5 separate regions of the Mus musculus genome follow, and regions 1, 2, 3 and 5 are each linked to region 4. The links are chromatin loops, found by intact Hi-C in ENCODE. Cell type or tissue: left cerebral cortex. All regions are shown on one strand. Region 1 overlaps Dock1 (dedicator of cytokinesis 1). Region 2 overlaps Dock1 (dedicator of cytokinesis 1). Region 3 overlaps Dock1 (dedicator of cytokinesis 1). Region 4 holds the start of Insyn2a (inhibitory synaptic factor 2A). Region 5 has its middle 21 kb from the start of Gm36356.

Region 1 (5,000 bases), 160 kb before region 4:
GGACTCCGTGGTTTCTCTATTGCTAAGCAGTTTTCCTCCCTGCACTGGCCCTTTCCCATGTCCTAGGTTTATTCCCTCGTTCACATCGCAGTCTCTCTGTTCTTGTTTAAACCAAGCCACGTTCAGTTTGGCTCCTCCCACTTACTTCGGGTTGTAGCGGTGTGAGCTCCCTTCACTCTTCTGCAAAACCTTCCTGGCTTTGTCCTGGAATCAGCTCTGGGTTGCACAGTCTCCCCTTCCCTGAGACTTGGAACTAGTTCGAGGACAGTCGATCCTTCTGATGCGAATCTTCCTGTTGGTGATTGTGGGGTTTGTTTCTCCGTCCCCCATTGGCTTCTCCTGTGTACGTTGGCGATTGTCTACCAGGCGTCTTTGTAGCAGGTGCTAATGTCACTTTGTCCTGACTGTAGTTGAGGGTAATGATTGGTTTTCTTTGCAGCCAAGGATAAATCTGAAAAGATCTTCGCACTGGCCTTTGTGAAGCTGATGAGATACGATGGGACCACCCTGAGAGACGGGGAGCATGACCTTATTGTCTACAAGGTACGCACCTCTGTCCCAGGGTACCCTGGGCGCCCTGACTGGATCAGGCCCTAGTGAAGCCCTCACCTGAGCTGAACTGTTAGCTTTTCATGGTTGTGACAAATACCTGAGCAAAACAATAAAGGGAGTCAGGGTGTGTCAGCGCTTTCGGTCCTGGTCCTTCCTGGTGGGGAGGGTGTGGTGAGCAGCTTATATCCAGGTGGCCAGGAAACAGAGAATACTGTGGGAGGAGACTTTGTTTTAGCCCATCAGGGTCCCCAGTCTTCATGTGTACCTAGTTTCAGGAGGTAACTTTCCCCTCATAGTTAATTCTCTGTGGTGGACACGCTTCGAGGTATGCTTTACCAAGCTCTCAGAACTTCCCACTTCAGTCAAGCCTGCGATCAAGATGAACATCTCAGTTGACATTTCTCACCGGAGGACAGAGCTGCTGTGTAGCATGGAGCTGCATTTAATTATGTAAATGAGCAGTTATGATTGGCCAGCCCTTTTGCTGTTCCTAACGAGAGACGATGACAGGCAATAACACGTTCCGTGCTGTATGCGAAGGCTGAGGATGGGCGTTAGTCCACAGGACGAGGGAAGATGGTTGAAGTGCACTGTAGAACACAGTGTGGAAGGGGGCGTGGGGGTTGAAGGAAATCATAATAATAAGGCATGCAGAACCTGGAGTGTGGCCTCCATGAATGTTGTTTGATACAAGGTGCAATCAAACCCACAGGCTGAAGCCAAAAAGCTCGAAGATGCAGCCACATACTTGAGCCTCCCTAGTACCAAGGGGGAGTTGGAAGAAAAGGGCCACTCAGCCACAGGCAAAGGAATGCAGAGTCTTGGGAGTTGTACCATCAGCAAAGACTCTTTCCAGATCTCCACTCTGGTGTGTTCCACGAAACTGACCCAGAACGGTGAGTTCTAGAATTCCTCCCTCTCCAACACATCCCTTTTGGCTGCGTGTTGAGTGGAGGAGTTTCCTGTGGGTGCGTGGACGTCACCCACTGTGTCCTTTGATAAGGACCTCCATAGATGTCGATGAGCTTGGGAAGAGGAAGTGGCATCCGTCAGAGTTTAAAACTCACACTTCTATTTTGGGCTGAGGACTAACTTAGCAGGGAGATTAAACAATGGGAGGACTTAATTTTATTTTTAAATGTGTTTATTTGTGGTGTATGTGGGGGCAGTCAGAGGACACACTGGCTTCTTTCCTTTCTCTGTGTGAACAGTGGGGCTTGAACTCTGTTCATCAAGCTTGTTAGCGAGCACCGTAACCACTCTTCCGTCTTGTCAGCCTTCCTCTTGGAGAAGTTTTCCAGGCAAAAGAAGGAAACAAGGCATCATGGGGAATACACAAGGTTTGAAAACAGATCAGAGAAATGGAGTTGAACCTTCATTCTAACTTAACCCTGGAAATGACCTTGAGTAACGAAGCTTTTAACCCAGCTCTTCCCGCTGGTACACATGTGAATAATGCCTGCTTCCGGAGCGTTCTGGCTAGTGTATACACACTGTCAGATGTGAGGTACTCCCTTCTCTGTGTCTTCCTCTGTCTTGATTCTCCTTGAGATAATTCCCAGTTATCTCTCTTTGGAGAAGTTGATTGGCCTGATATGTTTGGGCTCCCTGCTTACAGTGTGAGATAAGACCTCCTTGCTGGTTCTAGTCCACCAAGCTCAGCCTAATGTGGCAGGTCACTCATCAGCTGATGCCTCGGCCCTGGGCTGACTGAGTTCATTTCCCACTGCTTGCAGCCTCCTCGGAGTCATGGCAGCCCGGTGGCGATACTTCTTATTCAGGGCACACCAGTACCGTTGCCGTGACTCTGTCTGGAGGAGGCAGAGGCTCTCTGCACAAATCCTTCATTTAAAAGCCGCGTCCTCCTAATGTGGCCGTATCATAGCTGTGCAGAGACTTTATGCTCTCTTGAAATGGAGCTTGAAAATCCAATTTTTTTCCCTCTTAACTGCCTGATAGGAGTTGTGATTATTAATGTCCGTCATTATCAGGAATCACATCTCGGTGTTGCCTGTCAGTCATGGCTGGAGTTTGAGATTTGCCGAGGAGCAGGCATCGTTTGGGCTTGCACTGGATTACCCTAGCATGGAAGAAGCCCGTCCTTTGGAAGATGGGACTCTGGAAGGGAGAAATGTTGCTGTCCTGAGGGCTGAGGCGTGCCAGTCAGGTGTCTTTCAAACTTTCGCCACCTGCTGCTTCCATCTCTCTTTACATTTTACATCTCTCTTCATTCTCAGCTTTGCCCAGTGAGGCTTTCCCACCCTTGGCCTCCCTAGTAAAATATTAGTGAGAGGCTGTGAGTCATCCAGACACATCTGAGTTGTTTGAGCCTATGTGAACACCGATACTTGGAGACCATTTGGACACTTCCTGGTTGCCAAGTCACCGTGGGTTTGAATCATTTCTGAAGGGTTCTTACTTGCTGCCTGTGGTAATCGCTACCAGCAAATGACCCCCCCCCCCCATCCCCCACTTCCCAGAAGGACTGGATTTGTGTAAGTGGGGGGGGGGGGGAGGGAGGATTGTGCAGGAGTTTGATTCTCAGGGACATGAGTCAGCTATGTGGGCTCCAGCTAGTGACTGGGCTGTGCAAAGAATGTCCCAGTACTAGGAATGAGATTCTCAGCGTGTACCTACATTGGGGTACATGAACTAATGTTTGTGCCTCATTCAATGCAGGCTAAGGGTGGTGTCCCCAGCTGGGTCATTGACCCCAAGTGTGTCTGCTTTAGTGTCTCAGCAGGTGCTGAGCTCTGCTCAGCTTCTCACTTTGGAGGAAGCCACTGTCTTATATGTGGGTCAGTGTTCCAGATGCATCGCTAGTTGTCTGAAATTTGATCATAATTTCCTATCAAAACAAGTCTCATCCACAGTATCTCTTTAAAACATGCGGGGGGGGGGGAACCTCCCAGGGTGGTGTGTGGAATACTTTCTTACCTTACAGCTCCTTGAATCTCACCATTTGCAGGGTGATTCCCTCCCTGGTACCCAGTGAGAGAGCCCTGGTCTCTGCAGCAGCTGTTGCCAAGCAACAAGGAAATTCCAAAGTGATGCTGCTCACTGAACAGAAGGAAGAATCTGGCTTTCATTTCATGCAAGCATTGATACCCCTTTTTGGGATTGTGCCATGCCAGGAGTGTATAAGATGGGGGTGCCCTAGTTGGCGCCTGAGTGTGGAGTCCCAAATTCTCCTCTGAGGGAATCATTTTTCCTGAAACCATAATTTGTTCTCGCAAAGTTCCATTACTTAGGGAAAGAAAAGCAGGGGCTGAATTATTCATCAAGGTTTGTATTAAAGATCTCTGTCCTCAGCGCTGTGTGGGCTGCCATAGGGGATAGGACAAGAACTGTAAGATGCGATCCCTCCTCTCAATTAGCTTACTGTATAATGAGAGGGAAAGGAGTCATGAAACAAAGGATAATTATGAACCCAGCTGTGTTGAGTCCCCGGGACTGGAGGCCTTTCCTGCCTGGGTAGCTCTGTGGGGGAGGGACAAACTTTTTCCTTCAGCACTGCCCAGTGGGGTGATTTGTGAATTTTCTCATTTGAACTTTTTCCTCAAATTTGCAATACAGAGCCCAGATGGGCAGTACAAATGTTATAATCCAAGTTTTTTGTTGGGTGGGATGGGGTTTGGTTGCTGAGGCAGGAGAATTTACAAGTTCAAATACAGTCTGGGTTCTGCAGTGAGCTCCGGGCTAGTCTGATCCATCTAATGATCGCTGACTGCCCCTCTACCCAAAAAGGGGGGAAAAAAACCTCCAAAAAAGCAAAACAAAACAAAAATCCCTCAAACAACCACAACCAAAAAAAAAGGAAAAGAAAAACCCCAAATGAACAATAACGAAATAACACCCTCCCAAGGATAAGTAAATAACTAGAAATGGAAAGTTAAACTATAGAGACCAGACTCAACCCAGTCACATGGTGCGTGATACCAGCTCGGAATGATTGGGGCTTAGGTGATGCATTGGTCTCCATTAAAGCGACATTGATCACTCCTGAGACGGAGACAGAGACGGAGACACCCTCAACCCTTGGATCAGAAGGGTCAGGCCAAGATGGACCCTTTCTTGTTACTTTACTTTCAGTTAGAATCACAACACGTCAACTTCCGCCCCAAATTTCTAGCTCCTTTCCTATCTGAAGGACGACTGCTGGTTTTATGTTGGCTGTTGTGATAAGCTTGCCTACATGTTTTATTGTTGGATTCTTTTAGCTGCCCTGCAAATTATGCAGCGCCGCACCCGCTGTTCAGCCAAGGAGACAAGGGAAACTCCCTGCCCAGTGTTCTGTAGTTACTGTGTGACTCAGCTGGCTTTACATAATCCACACTGTATGTGGGTGCTGAGTGCCGCCCCCCTCCGGTTTACTCTTCTAGTCATCAGTGATGCCCGAGGTGATAAGAAACACATGAGAATCTGTATGGGGTGTAGGTGGCTTTTGT
Region 2 (5,000 bases), 210 kb after region 4:
ACACACACACACACACACACACGCACCCCTGTTCTAGTTGTGCCCCTTGAATTTTCCCTTAGCTTCCAGCATCTGCCCTTCTGCTCTCGGTCTGCCTAACCTGAGGACTCTAAGAAACTCTTGAGTAGAACTGTATATGATTCATTCTTTGGTGTGTCTTATTTCACTCAGCATAATGACTTCAAGGTTCATCCATGTAGTAGCTTTTGTTAGATCATCTTTTTGTGAGGCCAAATAATATTCTGCCGTGTGGCTATGCCACAGTTCATCCATGCATTTATCTGTGAGGGTTTGGGTTGTGTCTACCTGGAGGTTAGTCTGACTAACAATGAAATGAACACAAGTTCACAGATGCCTGTGATCGATCCCCTTGCTTCCTGGACTCTGCATGTACTGAAGGCTGAATCTTCTGTATCGTATAAAATTCTAGGTCTGAGGTTTTCAGCCATTACCAAATTTATCTCCAGTGCTGAATCATCTTAAACACCAAACAACTGGAATCCAAGGGTCCAGTGTCTGAGTCTTCACCAAGACTTGTTGTTATTCGTGTTCTCTTTTTTTTCCTACCATGGTCATCGTCATGCATGTGCAGCTTTAGTATATTTACATTTTAAGAGACTTACATGACGAAAAGATACTCTGATTTTTGTCACAAAGCTCCTGAAATCTGATTGCCCTGCAATTGTTTTGTGACATAAGATCCCTATGAACAAAAAGGGAGAGACACTATTGGCCAATATAGTTTCTTCACACAGAATGTAAGTCATATCCCCAGTCTCCCTGTGACTTTTATTTTGGAAGGAGAAGAAGAAGAAGAAGAAGAAGAAGAAGAAGAAGAAGAAGAAGGAGGAGGAGGAGGAGGAGGAGGAGGAGGAGGAGGAGGAGAAGAAGAAGAAGAAGAAGAAGAAGAAGAAGAAGAAGAAGAAGAAGAAGAAGAAGAAGAAGAAGAAGAAGAAGAAGAAGAAGAAGAAGAAGAAGAAGAAGGTGATGAAGATGATGATGAAGATGATGATGGTGATGATGATGAAGATGATGATGGTGATGATGATGAAGATGATAAAGATGATGATGATGATTTGGATGGTTCCATCTGAGTCCCTAGAAATGAAGGGGGCACAGAACTCAAAATCCCCCAGTATTCTATAACACAGAAACTAGTTTGGTCTGCAGAAGTTCTATTGATTTTTTTCCCCCTGTAAGCTTTCACAGCAAATTGGATTCTATGAGTTTCAAGTCAAACAGAGGAAAATAATTTGTTCCCCAGAGAGAGACTTTATGCCAGCACCATGTCATCGCCCCTAATATCTATATTAAAAGATGAATTTTAAAACAGCTCATGGGAAAGTTGAAAGAAAGTCTGTTTTCTAGCAACTTCATTAAATCAAAGAGCAAAGGGAAAGAAATACATATTCAGAGCATTACCTGTGATTTTGCTCTCATTTGCAAGCATTTTGATAGCTTCGTATCAGTAATTGAGTTGTATGTTCATTAAAAAAAAATGAGAGCTTTACAGTTAGCCTTGTTCTCGTTTTGCTCCTTCCTTTATTCAGTTTGGGTTTTTCCGGAAATTCTCTCTAGGGTTTCTCCTGGGAGGAGTCCCAGGACTTGCTGGCTGAGTTACATCACAGGTATATGGCTGTAGACAAGCATGTCTCCCATACCTAGAGTTCCTGTGAGATTGGCTGGCGGGCCCTGGCCTGCTCTTTAGCTCCTCTTCATGATTCTGAACAGTGATGGCCTGGCCCTCGACAGCTGGGAGACTGGTCATGATGCAGGCTGCCTGGAGCCTGCAGACTTTGATACCCAGTCAGGGCTACTTCCTCAAAGGCTTAGCTCTGTCTTCCCTTAAACACACCTGCAGAGTGTCCAAGGATGAGCCCATGCATTTTCCTATTCAACTGCTATGTGCCGTACTTATTTTCTTTGAAGTGTACAGAGAAGAGCGAGCAGCCTCACTCATCATCCCCAGCTGACAACTGGCACTGTCCTATCTGCAGGGGCTGGTGCCCTGCGAGCAATGAACAAAGCTGTCAGATGTTCCCTGCTGCTGGCAAGGCTTGGACCCGTGCAGGGCCCACATAGCACGATGCTGAAGGTTCACTTAGAACAACTGGAGGTGTGGCTGGAAAAGCCTCCCCTTTCTTCCAGAGTCTGGGGCGCTTCAGAAATAACAGGTTCCGAAATGTACCCATAGTGACTCAAGCTGTGGGGCACAGTTTCCGAGTCCCGTGGCAATTGTGGCAATCCTGAATGGGGCAAGGAATCTGCCTGCCAAAGATATTTTGAACATAGGGAACAAAAAGGCCTCCAAAGACCCCAGGTCTATGGTCTTTCTTTGTATATTAAGCATCTCATACATTGGACTGAGCTCCACAAATAGCATGTGATTTCCCTCCATTTAGAACCACAGCCGCAGCTCAGATCCAAATAGCAAAGACTAAATCCTATTCTCTGAGAAGGCTTTGTCTGCTCAGTGTCAGGGACGACTGAGAGTGACTGGCAAGTTCTCTCACCTTGTGCTACTCACCTGCCAAAGCCCAGGTTCCAGCTGTCCCCATGCAAACCAGGACCTCGGCTTTCATTCTCATCCACCAAGTCGTCTCTTTGGTACAAAGAATAACTTTATCACCCCAACCCTCACCACCTCCGCCACCACAAACCCCGGGGTGATTGGATCAAGTTTTGCACATTTGAAACAAGTTATTCTAAATCAGAACAGCTCTTAGCATCAAGAATGACTGCGGTGTCACCTAGAGACAGCCTTCCCACACAGGTTTGCCTTCCCTTTTCCACGGACAACACATTTGCCATGCCACCCAAAGATGTCCCAGCAGGTCCTTGTCACCACCACCGCCCCTTCAAACTCCCCTACCTCCAGTCAGAACTCAGGAAGCAAAAGACCAGCAATGAACATTTCTTAGGCCAGTCCTGAGTGCATGGTAGCAAGCCCTGGGAAAGCTGCCATCTGCATAAGGAATTCATGTGGGTTACGAAAAGACCTTGTCTGTTTTGAAGAAGCTCACCTGCACACAGGTCTTGTGTGATAACCAGACAGAAATGGGTAACAAATGACGTGTGCCTTGTGTTTTGGCCCAACTGTCAGCATAACTAACTTTTGTGTCCCTGCCTCCTGAGTAGGCTGGGTACTTTGAATATGGGGGTGTTTGTGTGCCCCTCCTTTCCTGGAGTACAAGAGAAGCAGCAGCTGTGTGCTATAAATGGAAGCAGATACAGCTCATGAGTGGATTCATCTTGCTAAGATTCCTTGAGTTTGTTCACATGAAATTCAATTGTATACTTATTATTCCTCTCCCTAATAAATATGCTGGTTCAGATCGGTATTCTATCCTATTAGGAAAATATGTTTTTAATCAGTATTTTTACTTAATTATAAATTATTAAGAGGAAGCCTCTTAGCTTGATTGCATTGAAGACTGACTAACTTCCAGTCTCGGTCCTAGGGGAGAAGCAGAGGCCAGGGACAGAATGGAGCCTCTTCTCATGGCCAGTCCCTAGCCACAGTTGCTCCAGGGTTCTCTGCCACTGAGAAAATGAAAATGTCTCATGTGACAGGTTTTAAAGGTCAGCAGCGCTTCTACTGTTGGAAGTGAAGTGTTGGCATGGATATCTTGTGACAGTAGTGTCGTCAGAGAAGTGATTATTTTTGGTTTTAAGGGAGAATAAATATAGTTTTCCTTTCCACATGAGAATATCTATCAGGACTATGGATGGCCTGTAACTGAACTGTTATGTTTGGGGTAGGCTACTCAATTGCCTATAAATACAGTGTATCCTCGGCCGACAAATGAGCCATGGCATGACCTTTTGCTACCAGCACAAGATGTATGTGAACACATTCAAAGCAAAACTGTCCCCCAAAATCCATTGAGAAAACACTGGTGTTGAGTCTGTTCTGGGGCTGGTTGAGTAACAAGACACCTCCCACCCCCACCAAGTAACAGAATGCAGTACTCATGGGGTCTTCCACCTTGGAAATGATCCCCCCCAAATCCCAAGCAATTCTTGTTTAAACATTTCCATCTCTGGGGGCTGGAGGGGTGGGGGTGGCCTGTCTGCTGATGAGTTTAATCAGTCACTCTGATTTGGGAACAGAAGCAGGTGCAACCAGCTTGCCATTGCCACCTCCTGCTGTGTACTGCTCCATCTAGACCTGTTCCCCTCCCAAATCAGGAACATCACCCTGTGTTTTTCAGATTCCATTTTTGGCTGAAGGGATCAGGATTCATGGAGACAAAGTCACAGAGGCCCTGAGGCCATTCCACGAGCGCATGGAAGCCTGCTTCAAGCAACTGAAGGAAAAAGTGGAAAAGCAATATGGCGTCAGGACCATGGTAAGTGGGCGGGTCCACAGAAGAGTGTCCGTTTGGAGTGGAGGGGCTGGGGCCTCTGGGATTTTTATGGACCCCAGCCTCCTTACCAAGCTCACTTTATGGGAGTTGTTAATTTCCAAGTACCTCATTCATCGTCTCTGAGTAGTGTGCTGTGTAGGTTGGTGCAGTCTGGGGGTCTCGATAGGGATAGTTCAAGAATTCAAAGGAAGCAGGGAAGATCTAGAGTTTGACAGGTAGCAGTGGAGAAATCTTGGAACACCACGAACAGACGCAACAGAATCAGCAGACGAAGAAAGGCCCTTATGGTGGGTGAAGAACCACACATGCAACAGACACACAGAGAGAAGGACCCTCTGGGAAGCAGACAGGGAACTCGAACCCAGAAACCTAGTTTCTTCTCAAGAGCAGGGGATTTTTAGGTCTCTGAAGAGTCTTCTGTCTCTAATTTAGGGTTGGTCAATTTGGAGAAAGTACAGGAGGCTGTTTTGTTCACAGTTGTTGTGTCCTGATCAGGCCTTGAACTTGTTGAGTCAGTCTATGGGGGACGGGATGTTGGGGTGGAGGGTGAGGGTGGGGGTGCTGCTGATGGTGGTAGAGAAAGCCAGCAAGTCCTTTGTTTGAAAGTACCAGGCTTTTGTCTCACATGGA
Region 3 (5,000 bases), 230 kb after region 4:
GCATGTACACCTCACCAATGAATCCCATCCCACAGCTCTGTTAGCCTGGGAGAGGCAACATGTGTGTAACACAGTTCTTGCACTCTGTGGTATTTATCTCCTCCAGCAGATATCATATGTGCATTCGTGGGAGGGCAGTTTGTGTGTTCCTGCATGCATCTTGAGTGTGTGCTCATGTCCAAGGGCAGTATGTACACATGAAGGCTGAAGGACCTGATCAAGTAGTACTGCTAGGGCTCTAGTACCTTGGTGGTTTTTAAGATAAGGTCTCTTACTGGCCTTTAGCTCACTAATTTAGCTAAGCCAGCTGGCCAGCACACCTAGAAGAAGCAAGCACACACTGCCACATTTGGCTTTTTCATGTCAGTTCTAAGGAGCAGGCTCAGGTCCTTGTGCTTGTGTAGCAAGCATTTAACCAAAGCAGCCACCTCTAGCCTGGTGCTTTGTTAGGATTCAGACATCATTCCTGATGGGTCACAATACATCCAAAGACCCCTGTTGCCTCTCTCTTTGAACCATGCCTTTCCTCGTAGAAGTCTGTGGTTACCAGATAGCCTGGTGCATGGTGCCTGACTTTACATATCTCTGCCTGGGGAAAGAGCAGTAGCTGCCCTGCTAAGACATTGCTTTAGATACCTATTTCTTTCAGATTTGCTCTAGAGCCTCTGCTGCCGAAGAAGATGCACTCCAGGTCCCAGGACAAGCTAGACAAGGACGATCCAGATAAAGAGAAGAAGGACAAGAAGAAGGAGAAAAGGAACAGCAAACACCAAGAGATATTTGATAAGGAATTCAAGCCCGCTGACAGCTCCCTGCAGCAGTCTGAGGCTGTGATCCTTTCTGAAACGGTAATTTAACTGTAGATCGGAAGAGCTCTGCAGGGGTGCCTGGGACCCACCTAGGCTCTGCATCTTACCGAGAGGGCTGTCAGTTGGATTTTATTGAATTTTTGCAAAATATAGCAACTTAAAAGCCCGAGGTCTTTTCATCTCTGACCTCAAATAACCCAACCGTCAGAGACACAGAGCAGTGCTGTCTTTTCTCTGAGGGCACATGCTGTCTTGGCCTTTATCCTCTTTTAGAGGGGCTGGATAGGTCAGTCCCCTACAGGGACCTCATGTGTCTAGGCTCCTTATAGCTCCGTTGGACTTGGTGCCCTTGTGTCCTAGCACCTCAGAGAACAGAAGCATAGTGCTTTCACAAGCTGTACTCACTCATGGATAGCAAATGTCTTCCCTACCCCTTCCTGACTAGCATCCTTAAGTCTTAGTCACTGCCTGAGGGTTAGAATCCGCTCAGCTTCTGCCTGGTGAGGTGACTCTATTCTTGGTGCTTTCAGTTTGATCCCTTGCATCCACATGGGAGATGAAAATTGACTCCCACAAGTTGCCCTGTGACCTCCACACATATGCTATGACATGTGCAGATACATACAAACATAGGCATGTATGCATGCCTATACAAATGAATAAAGTAATTGTAAGCGCGCTTTCGTCCCACGGTGAGTCTTGAGCCTACGCATCCCAGAAGCACACCACAGTGTTTTGGGTCTACATGTAGAAATGAGGTAGAAAATGTTTCAGACAGACAGACAGACAGACAGATACATCAGTGTCCAGACTGACATAATCTGAGAGCCACTTCTAGACGTGGATAGCACTTGACTGGGAAGTGGCCAGATCATGTGTCTTGGGCAGCAGCTCCATTTCAGCTGGGATTAAGGGCAGTTTCACCAAAATGCTGATCAAGGTATAGTTTTTTTTAATTCACTTTACATCCTCATCCCAGTCCCCCTCCCTCCTTTCTTCCCAGTCCCACCCATACAAACCCCTCCCTCCATCAGAGGCACACTTCTCTGTAAGCCATACTAAACCATGTCGGAGAGAACGTCCCGGTACCAACAACTGTCATACAAATGCTGCTTGCTCTACTCAAGGTGGTAGGCAGAGATACAGGTGCCAGAGCATGGCTCGAGAAGGCCGTTGCCTCTCGGCCTTGTGGACATGTGCTCTCACTGGAGCCGGGCTCTGATGGCTCTGTGCAGCCTAGTGACCAAGGGCATTGGGCCCACTGGTCAAGGCTGGCATTAAATGCCTGGATTCTGGGCCTCAGGCTGTATATGAAATGATCAACCATTTCAGAAAGCCGGGCTTCCAGACAATCCCACAAGTTGAGATCTCCTCTCCGGGCACACAGCATCCTAACTAGTTGGCTCAGCTTCCTTCTTGGACATAGTTACTCAGGGTCAGGCACTTTGCAGTCCTTCAGACATTTTTATTTAAGCTCTGTTTTAAGATATTGAAACTGGGCCTGAGAAACATAGAGCCAAGTAGCAGAAAGGGCCACAGTTGAACTGTGTAAGGACAACTCCAAGGACAGGGCTGAGCCAGTGCAGGACAGTTTCTGTCCTTCCCAATGATGACCATGTCCCTGAGACAACACCTGCTGATGACAGGGCCAGGTGCAAAACCATATGGGGGCCTCTCAGGTCACAGGAACTACACAAGGTCAGAGCCCAGAGCCTTGACTTTGCCATCAGTAGGTGCCTGGGGTTCGAGGCACAGTGACCAGGGCTGCAACAGCAGAGTCCTATCCACTGGTCAGGCACGGTGCATCTATGCAAGCAGAGGCCTCCTCCAGGCACAGGTGTTGATGTGGTCCCCTGGGCAGGAGTCATCCTGGAAAGCAACTGCATGTTCCATGATGACTGTAGCACCCCCTAGTGTTCAGGACGCTGATGCTGCTAGTGTTCCCAGCCCTCCATAGACCTACAGGAGTAAACTGCTCTCTCCTGCCTCTGTAGGGTTTCCCTCTTCCCTTTTGGGCTGGGCTCAGCTTCCTTCTTGATTTGCATGGTTAACAATCTCCTGACCTTTAGCTGAGCCTCTCCAAGCTGGGCCTTCAGGCTACCATTTGCATTTCCCCAGGAAATCTTCCTGAAGCTTTGTGTTAGAAGCTCAGAAGTGAGAGAAACACCTGACAGCCTCAGCCTCTTTCACCAGCTCCTAGCACATCTTCCTGAGAGAGCCAGGCTTGGAGCCAGTCCTGACCTCACCCAGCAAGGACTCTCCATTTCCACAGAGTACTTGGTCATGGCACCCACACCTTCTGTACAGAATAATTTTGATCTGTACGCTGAGGCTAGGTGCTGCTCATGTATCTGAAGGCCTCTTCCCTGCTCAGAACCTCACTTCTACTTCTGGCTTCAGTAGCTCCAGCCTGGGCTGGCTTTGTGGGTCTCTTCTAAGGTAGATACAGTGACTCACTGGCTTTTGCCATTTCCACCCCTGTAAAACCACCTCAGCCCACCCACTCTGCCCCAGGATTAAGCTGAAACGCCAAGGCCAGGCCCTCTGGGAGACAGCCTCTTCTGCTCTTCCGCCAAGTTAATAACGTTTCTGAATAATCCTACCTCAGAATATTTTGTAATTGCTGGTGTTCCCTGATGTGTAAGATCAGAGAGCAAGCTGTAAGAAATATACAAATTAAATTTACTGATGTTACAAACAGGGGAAAGGGCTCAGGTGGAGAAAAGTCAAGTGCACCCCGAAGCCCAAGGCCAGCAAGAAGAGGAGAGAAAAGGAACTCCTGTTGGCAATAACAGCTCAGAGGAGAAACTAAACAAGGGGCAAAGGGGCTCCTGTCCTTTTGCTGAGGCTCCAGACTTCTGTTCTGTTCTTGATCCTTTGGGGGCATCCTTGGGTGTGCTCACTAGCTACACAGATAGCTCATAGCTGCACTCCTCCCCTTTAGCATTGTGGTCAAGTAGCCTATAAAGGACTAGGGTCATAGCTCGGTGGGTAGAGTGTTTGCCTAGCATGCTAGGCCTTGGGTTCAATCCCCAACAACTCATAAACCCCACGTGGTAGTGTAGTAGAGGTGCACACTTGTAATGAGCATTCAGGATATGGAGCAGGATCAGGAGTTCAAGGTCATCTTAGGTACATAGCAAGTTCCCGGCTAGGCTACTCCCAAAGGCTGGGTTGAAGATTCATGTGAAGTTCTGTGTTAGTGGGGACAGGCTGCCAGAACAAAGTACTGTCCTTTCCATGGGCAACTCAGACAACAGAAAGTTGTTCCCTACCAATTCTAGAAGCTACAGGTCCAAGATTAAAGTGTAGATGGGGTTGCCCCCTGCTAAGGTGGTAAGAAATTAAGTTCCACACCTCCCCTGGCTTCTGGATTGGTTGGCCATCTTTGGTGTCCTTTGACTTGCTGCAGGGGTACCCCACCTCTGCTTTTGTCTTCCTATGACATTCTCTCTGCTTGCATGCTGTTCAGACCCCCTTAGTTTATAAGGTCTCGTTGGATTCATGCTTACACCATCTTAACTTGGCTCTTTGCAAAAATCCCTATACCCAGATGGGCTTGTGGGCTGGGCACTGGGGTCAGGGCTTCAGCACAGGGATTTGGAGAAGACACAGCCAGTCCATACACACCTTAACTTTGTTCTTTCTGTCCCTCAACGCAGATAAGTCCCCTGCGGCCCCAAAGACCCAAGAGCCAGGTGATCAATGTCATTGGAAATGAAAGGCGCTTCTCTGTGTCTCCAGCATCACCGTCCTCCCAGCAGACGCCCCCTCCAGTCACACCAAGAGCCAAGCTCAGCTTCAGCATTCAGCCCAGTAAGTGGAACTTAAGGTGTTGCCCCTTAAGGTGCCCCCTGACTGTGGCCCTTTGTTCAGGACCCTTTCCCCAGCAGTAGAGTGAAAGTTAGAGGGGTATGTGACGTCTGAAGAAGTCACCTCAGGTTGAGGTGGGAAATCTAGACTTCAAACATCTCACGCAGAAAGAAATCCATCCTCAGTGGCAGAGCTCAACAAATATAAAGTGCAGGACCCAACCCAGGAGCAGAGCTCCTGCCTGAAAGGAGTCTTGAGAGCCACAGGGTACCAATGTCTTCAGGGGTCTTGGGGCTCCGTGTCTAGTGGGAGGAACGGTGAGAGAGTCATTGCTTACAGCATAGAAATGTCTACCAGGGATGACAGATGGCACAGCAC
Region 4 (5,000 bases):
AAGGACATCCTGTCTTTAAAGAGAGGTCTTTGCTTCAGATTAATAAAAAAATAAATTGAATCAGCACCTTTTAAAGGAAAAGAGGAATTTAATGAAGAAAACAGAACTCCATTGCTCCCATAATTGATGCCAAATCCTGCTATGCTAGGCTAGGCTTCTTCCCTACCAAATTCAAATCTGATAAACCCATCCTGGAACGCAGTACCCTCTCACGTAGAGAGTAAACACGGACAGTAAATTAATATCTGGAAAGGTATGCAGATGGCAAGACTTCCTTTTTTTCCCCCCTCTTTGAGCTGTTTTGTGCACGTTTGCTAATCATGCTTGCAAAAAATTGCAAAGATAAATATGAACTTTGAAAAGTAGCATTCAACAGGATGTGAGTGTAAGAAATAGCACACCATGAATAGTAAAACCCAGCATGTTCCGCCTCTGCGGAGTGCAATGATTACGGTCTGTTCAGCCTTTACCGTCAGCTTCATAAAGGCAGTAGCCTTCTTATTTATGAACTACTCATGGGGGGCGATCCAGCTTTTATGATCTGAATGGTATTTTTTAATCAGGTCCCTAGCTCTGTAACCTTGATCAAGCCCTGATCGGGCTGTGAAAAAGTACCCCCCGCAAGTCATTTTCTAAGAGAAAGACTTCAAGCTACTGACCTCAACCCTGTGCTAGCCCTTGACTTGGTGCTCTGAAATGATCTCATGGGTTCTTAGCCAAGGCAGGGCTTGCCCAAAGTTCCTTCCCACTCTTGCCAGTTTCACCTCGGGATGCTTCGGCAGAATTTCAGCACCCAAGCAGACAAGGTCAAATTAAACTGCTTCTCCTGCTGCCTCTAGCTCATGAGTCCAACAGGGCAGCCAGTCCCCCAGCCCCAGGCCTGCATGCACCAAGAGAGGGGAAGGGACCTGAGCCCTGATCTGCAGAGAGTAGAAGGCACCCATTTTTCTTCCTTATTTACTCCAGGGGTGCCTCTCCTCCCCCACTCTGGCATCCCTTTATCACTGGCTCCATCTCCTTGTGGCATATTTTCAGGGTAGTAGAATGTTGAGGTCACAGGGAGAGGCTCCTTTTCTTTTTCAAGCAGCAGAGACGCCAGCCTGGAACCCTGAGCATGAACAAGCAAGATGCCGAGTCTTGTTCTTGACTTTGGGCTCTAGTCTCTGCCCCTGCTTGGGGCTGGCCCCTGTTCGTTCCTCTTTCCTGCCCTCACTAGCTCCCTAGGATCCGCAGCATCGGTTGGTTTCCCACGATTGTGCAGGTCAGGCATGTGCACTCGGAAGCTCAGCGGGGTGCAGACCCCAGCTCAGAGAAGGTGCCTATACCCGTAACCAAGAGAAGAGACCAACATTTCACGTGGGCATTTTTTGCCTTCTCTCCTGCTTCGGTCTTTGCTCAACAGCAGGCGGCAGGGCCCCTCTGCTCAGACTTATTCCCCCCATCTCCCTGAAGTTAATCAGCTGTACTGTACTTGGCAGTTCGCTTTAGTTTGGATAATACTTTCAAAACCTCGAACGTTCCAGGGAGATGGTCGTCCCCAGAGCCCCCAACCCCCTCCCGCCCAGTTCTGCCTGGCCAAGGATGTCCTGTGCTCACAAGGCTGTGGCGTTTGTCTAGAATAGACATCATATTCCCGCTCCTCCAAGACTGTAGCCAAAGTTGCCAGATGCCCCTGGGCGACTAGGTCCTGCCAGATGCAGTTGCGTAACCTCGCCCCCCACCTTCGCCGCTGCCCGCCACCGGGTCTACACTGGGCTACACCCGCCGTCCCGGACCTAGGCGAAGCCAGTTTAGGGGCTATTGCGTGCGCAAGAGCCAGGGTCTGCGCCCATCTGCCAGCGGTCAAGTACAGAGGGCTTGGGGTGCAGGAGGAGGGCATGCTGGGCTCTGCTTACCTTTGGCTGCTTACTGATAAGTGGAGGTCGGTGCAGCGCCTGGCTCGGGCATGTCTTGCCGCGGACCCTGGCAAGCCTGGCGCGGCACGGAGCACTCGGGGCAGAGCATCCACGGCAAGGATCTCCGGGCTCGCGCTGAAGGAGGCTCGGCTCCGGAGACTTGGCCAGCTGCGTGCCCGCCGCCCGCCCCCTCCACTGCCACGGGCCCGGCCCGCCCGGCCCGGCCGGCCCCCGCGCCGCAGCTCGAGTCCCTTCGGCTCCTGCTCAGCGACGCGCACGGGGAGGCAGTGGTTCGGCCGGCTCCGGGGACGCCCGCGCGCTCGCCCGATCGCGGCGCGGCGGAGCCAGCCACAGCCACCCGGCTCCGTGCTCCTCAGATGTCCTCATTTACTGCAATTGTCTTCGGCGAGATCCGGGAGCCGGGGCCGGGAGGAGGGGGCGGAGACGGGGAGGGAGCGGGAGGGGAGTCCTGGCCGAGGCACCAGGTCCCGGCTACTCTATGCAGCCGAGCGGCCAGAGGACTGAAGAGAGGGCACCGGGAGCTGCGCGCCAGTCGCCTGTGCGCTCGCCTGCCACCGAGGCGGGCGGAGCCCCGGGGCCCGTGGGGCGGGGGTGGGGCGGGGGCGGGCCAGGCCGCGTGCGTGGGGCGGGGGCCGGGCGCGTGAAGGAGCCCCTCCAGCCAGAGACGGATCGCGGGCAAGAGGAGGAGGAGGAGAAGGAGGAGGTGCTGGAAGCAGCCGCTGGCTGCTGCCTGTGCGCGGAGCTCCTCAGCCACATTCCTAGGGTTTCTGAGCTGCAGGCGGCGCTGCGGGGCCCCTGGAACTTGTTGAGTCTACCTAGGAGCCACCTCAGGCAGGCACGGGGACCCTATTGATTTCTTCTTCAGGAGTGGGGCTGTCTATAGGAAACCCTGCTTGATGGCTTTCTGTGGTGTCAACCAGCCTACCCCTGCTGGGTAGTTAATACCCTAGATGGGAGTGGACATCTGGGCAAGGCGCCCGCCCCCTCACCTGCAGATGTGTCTTTGGAGAGACTAGGGATGAAGGTTTCTCTTGCATTTTTTTACGTTTGTAACCAACCAGGAGTCTGTCCCTCAAATAAGGATTTGAAACGCAGACCTGTTTATTGGCCTAGGGACAAAGTAGAGAGTGTCTGCCTGCCTATCAGCTCTGTTGCATCCTGATAATTTGTGGACATGTCAGAGCAGGCATCTCCACTGTTCCTCATCTGGACCTCCTAGTCCCTCTGCCCCTCACCCCCCTAGAGAGGCAGTGGGAGATTGTGTTTGTTTTGATCAGAGTTAAATAAACTCGGAAAAGAGATTTCTTTAGCATGAACAGAGGACAATTCCCAGCATATACCCCAAACTCCACCAGAGTCTTGTGAGCTCTCTGATGCAGGTTCAGGGTCTTCCCCGATGCCTAGCAGGGCTGAGGAGCAGACACTGGGACTAAGTATTCTTGCATACAGGTCTCCCAGCCCTACCTGAGACATACTGGAAAGTAGCCCCCACCGATAACATGGTGGTAAGCTTTGGCCAATGAACTGGGATTCAGATGGGAAATGCTCTTAATCACCCACCCCTACAAGCACACCTTTCAGACAGAAGACAGGCTCTGGTTTGTTTCTATGTATCCTTTTATCCCTGTATCCCATCTTAGTATTCCAGGCCACTCCATTGCTCTATCCTCATACAGTGGGCTGATAGAGCCCAGCTCTCTGTTTTATATATACTTTCAGCTCTTTCAAAGGGCTTTCTGTAAGATACTGCATTGTCTATGTAGGATGATGTGTCCACACGTTTCAGGAGGAGGTCATTCTAAAATATCTTCCCTTTGCATGGAGAGAGCACCAAGCCTGAGGAACCCAGACTCTGTCCCTCCCACTCTTTAAAATGCCCCTTAGGACCCAGATTCTCCCAATTCTGATTGCCAGCCCATTTATGTCTTTAGGCCTGGAGGCGGCTGGGATCTGGCTGGGGAAAGGGCCTGTGTGCCGGCTGCTTTTATGTCAACTTGATTCAAATTGGAGTTATCTGAGAGGAAGGAACCTCAATTGAGAAAATGCACCCATAAGACCCAGCTGAAAGGCATTTTCTTAATTAGCAATTGATGGGGGAGGGCCCAGCCCATCGTGGGTGCTGCCATCCCTGGGCTGGCGGTCCTGGGTTCTGTAAGAAAGTAGGTTGAGTAAGCCATGAGGAGCAAGCCAGTAAGGAGGACCCTGCATGGTCTCTGTATTAGCTCCTGCCTCCAGGCTCCTGCCCTGCTTAGGTTCCTGCCCTCACTGCTTTGAATGATGAAGAGTGATTTGGAACTATGATTGAATTAAACCCTTTACTCTTCAAGTTGCCTTTGCTCATGGCACTTCGTCACAGCAACAGTAACTCTGACTAGGACAGTCTGCAAGGGTGAATAGACTCTGCTACCCAGCTAGAAGCCAGAGGGCTGTGTAGGATGGGACTGTGTAACAGCAGATGGCAAGACTTCCTGCCTGACATGCCTCCCGCTGCCCCCTTCCCCAGGTGTGCTCTTACATCTTTGGGAATTCTGTCCAGAAAACTTTCTGTAAATCTTACCTTATTGTAAATCCATAAGATTAGAAACCCCTTTTCCTATTTCTTAAGTATGTCACTGCACATCTGCCAGGCAATGTGGGAGTGGCACCATTGAGAATAGAAGGTTTGGCTTTGGGATCCATGAGTAAAATCAGATAGACAGAAAAGTGTGCAGAGGAGGCCAGAGCTCAGCCACAAGCGGCGCTGTGAGCTGGTTAGGTGTCTCTAGAGACAGTGTCAGTGATGATCCCCGCAATGGCTACCTAGAGGAGGCAATGATGGCATGCTATGGCCGGCAGGTTGGAAGATGTTCTAGCTGAGCCGTGGTTGCTCTGAGTTCTCCAGCTGCCCAGTAACTTCAGCTGTTGCTAGGTCTATTGTTATCCTGCTTTGGATTTAAGATGCCTCTGTACAGGCTCACTTGGGCCCCATCTGATGATGATGCTTGAAGAAGTTGTGGGAGCTTTGGAAAGTGGAGCTTATCTGGAGGAAGTAGGTTGCAGGGGTCAGGGTATCAGGTTAGTCCTTGAGGGTTCTAGTTGGATCCC
Region 5 (5,000 bases), 530 kb after region 4:
TGATAGGGTGGAGACAGTAAGGAGTCTGATCCTGGGAGTCCGCAGCAACCAGCCCAGCCTACTTGGTGAGCTTTCAGGCTTGGTAAGATATATTCTGTGTCACAAAAAGAAAAAAAAAGTGAATGGTGCCTAAGTAAGGACACATGAGGTTGATCTCTGATTCTCACACACAAGGCACACACACTACCCAGAAAACATACCCCCACACACACACACCCCAAAAGAGACTGCTGAGATGGCTCAAATGGTAAAGATGCTTGCATGCAAATCTGACAAGCCCTGGGACCCATATGGTAGAAGGAGAGAAATGAGAACTAACTCCAGGTAAGTTGTTCTCTGACTTTCACATGTGTGATACACACACACACACACACACACACACACGTATAAAAATTATATGTAATTAAAATTTTTTTCAAGGGAAAAACACTAGAATATAGCCCACTCTTGGGGTTACACACACACACACACACACACACACTCACTCACACACATAGACACACACGCACTGCCCTCTGTTTCCACTTGTGTATAGCTAGTCTTTTTATTAGATAAATGCCAGTGGCCAGACCCCAGGTGTTTCCATTCATGTTAAATTGTTACCCTGGGTAGCTTTTCATGTTAGCCTGTTTCCCAGTGTGAAGGAGCTGGGTAGCAACAGGATATGTCCCCGCACTGAGACTGTTATGGAAACATGTCAACCACCAGCTTAAGTGACATGACTGTACCGCACCGGGAATTGAGTTACTTCTTAAGAAACTACTGAGAGGAATGGTTAGACCACACCTAAAGTGGGTTTCACAGAGCTGCTTCCTCCAGCAGGACATGGCCTCTGCTGTCTTGAATCAGAGCAGCTGTGCTCACTAGCAAAGACCCTCAAGAGAGAGGCTTGTTGTGTCCTGGGTTCCCCTGCAGCTCACAAACCTTCACAAGATTCTCACAGACCTTTTTCCTTCCTGGGTAGAGGATGTGGGAGGTGGACTGGGGCTTGAGGCTCTCAGTAAGGGGACTGATGTAAGCTGCACAGAAAACTTCCCAAAGATGTGATCACTCTAAGTCACCCATGCTCCTGTAAGGAACTCTAAATTGACCAGTTATCAAAAGAGACTCCCATGGAATCTTTTCTTGGATCTGTCATCCCTCTATCTCCAACAAATACATATTTCTTTATGTCTCATCAAAAAAAAAAAAATCACATGACACTAGGCATCTGGGGTCAGATTGTGTGCTCCAGAAACACATCTTAGTCTTGGTTCTCTCAAGTCTAGAACCAAATTAAGAACTAGAAGGCACTTGGCTCTCGGGAATGGACTGGGGAGTGCCAGTAAGTCTTAGCTCTTCCTACATATTCATTGCTAGAAAACCCTGTGAACTGTGGGCCAGAGAAGACTGCCAGGCAACCCCCTGGCAAACTCTGTGTGTGTGTGTGTGTGTGTGTGTGTGTGTACACGTGCACGCGCGTGCGCATGTGTATAGGTACATATGTGCTGCATATGTTTATGCATATGTGTATAGGGTACATACACGAATATCCAGAGGCATACCAATGGATGTAGAGGTCAAGGAAGGCTTCAGTTATCTTTTTCTACCATTCTCCACTTTATTGTGTCGAGATGGGGTCTCTCATTGAATCTGTTTCAGTTAGGCTGTCTGGCCACCAAGCTCTCAGGATCTGCCTGTCTCTGCGCCCCCAGCACTGGAGTTATGCACAGGGATGCCCAGATTTAGATGTGCGTGCGTGCTAGGAACACAAAGCCAGCTCTCCAGGCTTCCACAATAAGTGTTCCTATCCACCAAACATCTTCTCAGCCCTTGCAATGGGTCTGCTCGAGTTAATCAACTGTTCCTTTCTCATCTTCCAAGCTCATTACTGCACATCATTGAAGATTCCAGCCCAGGTCTTCCCCTCTGCCATGCAGCTCTCTCCAACCTCCTCAGTGCGGAGATCATAGCCCAGAAGATTGAAAGCTATTGGGCAACTATAGTCACTCCAGATGGTTCACAGGAGCCTGACTGGTCCATAAGCAATAACTCTAGGTAGTCACAATCTGAAAAGAAGACCCTATGGTCAATATAAGGCCAATGCCAGTATGTGCCCAATATGACTTAAGCCAACACACCGCAGTGGTATGCACAATGGAGGCATGAAAAGGCCAGCACTGCTGTATGGCTGTTCCACTGTAACTGTCATTATCCATGCTATAACAAGAGAAGCATGGATGATTGGCAGCTCGTATGTCTCAGGGCCTGCCTCCCACAGCATCCACTGCAGAATCTCTCTGAGTGCGTTGGAAATTTACAGCCCAGGGCAAGGTGCAGTGTGAATGTCTCTTAAAATAAATAAACAAAGAGTAACAGCAACAAGACAAATACAACAAAACCACATGGCATCATGTGGAAGGAAAGTGTGACCCCTGCTGGATGCTCTTGGGACTGACTACCACCAGGCAAAGAAAGAGAAGGCAGAAAGGGACAGAGGGAAAAAGAGAAGAGGAGAGGAGAGGAGAGGAGAGGAGAGGAGAGGAGAGGAGAGGAGAGGAGAGGAGAGGAGAGGAGAGGAGAGGAGAGGAGAGAAGAGAAGAGAAGAGAAGAGAAGAGAAGAGAAGAGAAGAGAAGAGAAGAAAAAGGCTTATGCTGATGGGCTAACCCAAAGCCCCTGTAATCCGCAGCCCCTCTTTCTATGAATGGAGGTTGAATGAGGCAGTCTGATGGAGCTCACCGCTGCGTAGCGCCTGTGTCTCCTGATACCCCAGTATCCTCACGGGGAGAAACGAGCCTGCATTCACTCCCAGGAGGCAGAGCATCCAGAAGCATGCTTCTCCCACATAGTTAACATTTTTCAAACGACTTTGAGGCACGGTTTTGTGGACAATCCTGCAGTGACTGAGCTTGGAGAATTGGTATGTGGCGGGGACAGGAAGCCTTTGTGTACTGAACACTGCTGGCTTGTTGGCGCTCCCTTTGCCAGTTCGCTGTGGGAGGGGTGGCGGGGTTGTTTTGCTTTGTGAAATTCAGTCCTCTTGCACACTCCGCTCTGCCCACCCTGAGGACCGAGAAAGGGTGAAAAGACGCCAGTGGGGAAAATAAAATCTCCCCTAAACTTCAGAATAGGGAAAGCTGGAAAGAATGAACCCCTGACCTCATAAAACATCACTTCTTCCCTGACAGGGCAGGATGTCTCAAGCCTGGACAGTGTGGCTGGAATGAGGCTTCAAGTGCAGCCCAGCTTCCGATGTTACAAATCTGCCCGGGAATTCCTTGGATTGGATACCCACTCCGTCTTACCTGCCAAATATGCAGGTGCTTAACAGAGACCATGTCTCTTTTATCCACAGTTTGCAGAGTCCACCACTGTCCTGGATGTCTTGTTTGTGGCAGAAGTACACACCTCTCCTCCCCTAGACCCACAGCTACCTCAGACAAAACAGTCCTAGCTGGACTGAACTGGTTCCATCTGTTGACTCTGGAAACTTAAGGACACCCAAACTCAGCTTTCCTGTGAATGGTCAAGGAAGGGAGTGGCCCTGTGCCCACCTGTCATCATTTGACACATACAAGAAGATGCAAGGGTATGAAACCCCTTTTGCCATCAAAAGAGACAGAAAGGCAGCCTCCCATACTGACTGCCTATGTCCTGAGTCTGTCCTGCTGAAAAATGTTCCTCCCCTGTGTCACAGGATCCCAAAGATGCCACCAAGTCCAGAGCGGCCATAGTCTCCAGCAGCAGCAGCAGCAGCAGCAGCAGCAGCAGCAGCAGCAGGAGGAGGAGGAGGAGGAGAAGGAGGAGAAGGAGGAGGAGGAGGAGGAGGAGGAGGAGGAAGAGGAGGAGGAGAAGCAGTTCAGCATCTCTCACCTCACCTTTGCTCTGATCCCAGTACCTCCATCACAGTCTTACCACCCTCCCCGCCACTACTGCCACCATTCCCACAGCCCTGAGCACCATCACTGGCACGGTAGCGGTAACCACAGTCACCATACCATTCAGCAGGGCCACCGACAACCACTGCCATCACAACCACCATTGCCAATTACTATAGCAACATCCACACTATCACACCACAAGCACAATCCCCTCCTCTGGAAGATGCTAATTTGTTTCTGTTCCCTGAAACTGGGTGACTGTCAATTAAGGTGGAACATCAAGCGGAGGGCAGAGGACAAGAAGTTAGGAAGTGAAGAGAAGATCAGAAAAGCTGAGCTGGCAAACCCTTGCAGAGCTTTGTGTGGGAATTTGTTACTGCTGGAAGGGTCACCATTTGATACAAGGAAAAAGATATTTTGTATTTTTCTTCTATTCTACTTCGTCCTACAGTGCTGGGTGTGAGCTCTGGGACCTTGTGTATAGGAAGACTCCAGCTCCTTCAACGCTCTCTTTCCCTGTTCCTCACCTACCACGCTGCGGGAGTCAGAAGGGCAGAGGTTGAGTAACCTCAGGCACTCGGGCACTCTCTTGGCCTCATCTCCTTCTCTGTGAACTGGGCACAGAAGCAGCTTTGTGGGGTGGCCCGTGATTAATGTGATGGTAATCATCACCACTGCATGGTTGTATACGCATCATTAGCCAGGAGCTGGCACTGGATATACGAAAAGTGGATTTGCTTTGCTCTTATTAACCTTTTATGTCTTTTTCAGAGTGTAATCCCCATGCATTCAATTTACATTAAAAATAGTAACAAATGGTCTTTTAGGTTTGACTAGGGGTGAAACACGGGAGATAGGAGATGGGAAATAAATTCTACTGAACATACATGACAGGCACAGTGGCAGCCCATATGGAAGTACCCAAATGAAAACAAATGAAAAGTTTGGGATGCCCCTTAACGTACAGTGTCTCCGCATCCCGAGCCTGCTGCCCGAATTTTGGAGCACCACTGTGGCCCACACGCTGAACGTCAGAGCGGCTGCCACCACGTGCTATATAAGGATGGTGGAATGAAACCACAGGAAATTAGACCCTTGGGCCCTGAGGTGTGTCTTTATGGACATGAGCTGCCCACCTC

Evidence for each region. Peaks named below come from ENCODE experiments on the same cell type or tissue, not always from the same donor. Only the 100,000 strongest peaks of a DNase experiment are listed, where the experiment ranks them.
Region 1: it touches region 4 in a loop (6-fold over the local background); 3 of 42 quality-filtered maps call a loop at or near these places.
Region 2: a loop joins it to region 4, with 2.2 times the contacts of the local background. A loop is called at or near these places in 3 of 42 quality-filtered maps.
Region 3: a loop joins it to region 4, with 2.2 times the contacts of the local background. A loop is called at or near these places in 3 of 42 quality-filtered maps.
Region 5: a loop joins it to region 4, with 2.4 times the contacts of the local background. A loop is called at or near these places in 2 of 42 quality-filtered maps.

What each region holds. Positions count from the first base shown.
Region 1 is chr7:134,771,028-134,776,027 of GRCm38, forward strand. It overlaps Dock1 (dedicator of cytokinesis 1), which reads left to right. Exons shown (of 52, transcript NM_001033420.2): 17 at 440-543; 18 at 1,265-1,448. Among named protein-coding and RNA genes, the nearest start is that of Dock1, 100 kb to the left of the region's middle. In left cerebral cortex, no CTCF peak of the experiment used is centred here; DNase peaks (open chromatin) are centred at 1,466, 2,810, 3,224, 3,625 and 1 more place; H3K27ac peaks cover 312 bases.
Region 2 is chr7:135,147,995-135,152,994 of GRCm38, forward strand. Dock1 (dedicator of cytokinesis 1) reads left to right here. Exons shown (of 52, transcript NM_001033420.2): 47 at 4,215-4,352. Among named protein-coding and RNA genes, the nearest start is that of Gm24581, 19 kb to the left of the region's middle. In left cerebral cortex, no CTCF peak of the experiment used is centred here; DNase peaks (open chromatin) are centred at 2,118, 2,754, 3,160 and 3,585; H3K27ac peaks cover 1,073 bases.
Region 3 is chr7:135,162,629-135,167,628 of GRCm38, forward strand. It overlaps Dock1 (dedicator of cytokinesis 1), which reads left to right. Exons shown (of 52, transcript NM_001033420.2): 49 at 650-848; 50 at 4,472-4,625. Among named protein-coding and RNA genes, the nearest start is that of 1700120G07Rik, 31 kb to the right of the region's middle. In left cerebral cortex, a CTCF peak has its summit at 2,723 (motif pointing left); a DNase peak (open chromatin) is centred at 2,727.
Region 4 is chr7:134,935,817-134,940,816 of GRCm38, forward strand. All of the region lies in intron 27 of Dock1 (dedicator of cytokinesis 1), which reads left to right. It overlaps Insyn2a (inhibitory synaptic factor 2A), which reads right to left and starts at 2,614. Exons shown (of 4, transcript NM_001143802.1): 1 at 1,896-2,614. In left cerebral cortex, CTCF peaks have their summits at 1,422 and 2,696; DNase peaks (open chromatin) are centred at 480, 1,229, 1,332, 1,817 and 2 more places; H3K4me3 peaks cover 2,948 bases; H3K27ac peaks cover 2,189 bases.
Region 5 is chr7:135,462,667-135,467,666 of GRCm38, forward strand. No RefSeq gene overlaps it. Among named protein-coding and RNA genes, the nearest start is that of Gm36356, 21 kb to the right of the region's middle. In left cerebral cortex, a CTCF peak has its summit at 2,400 (motif pointing left); DNase peaks (open chromatin) are centred at 2,406 and 2,909; H3K27ac peaks cover 1,022 bases.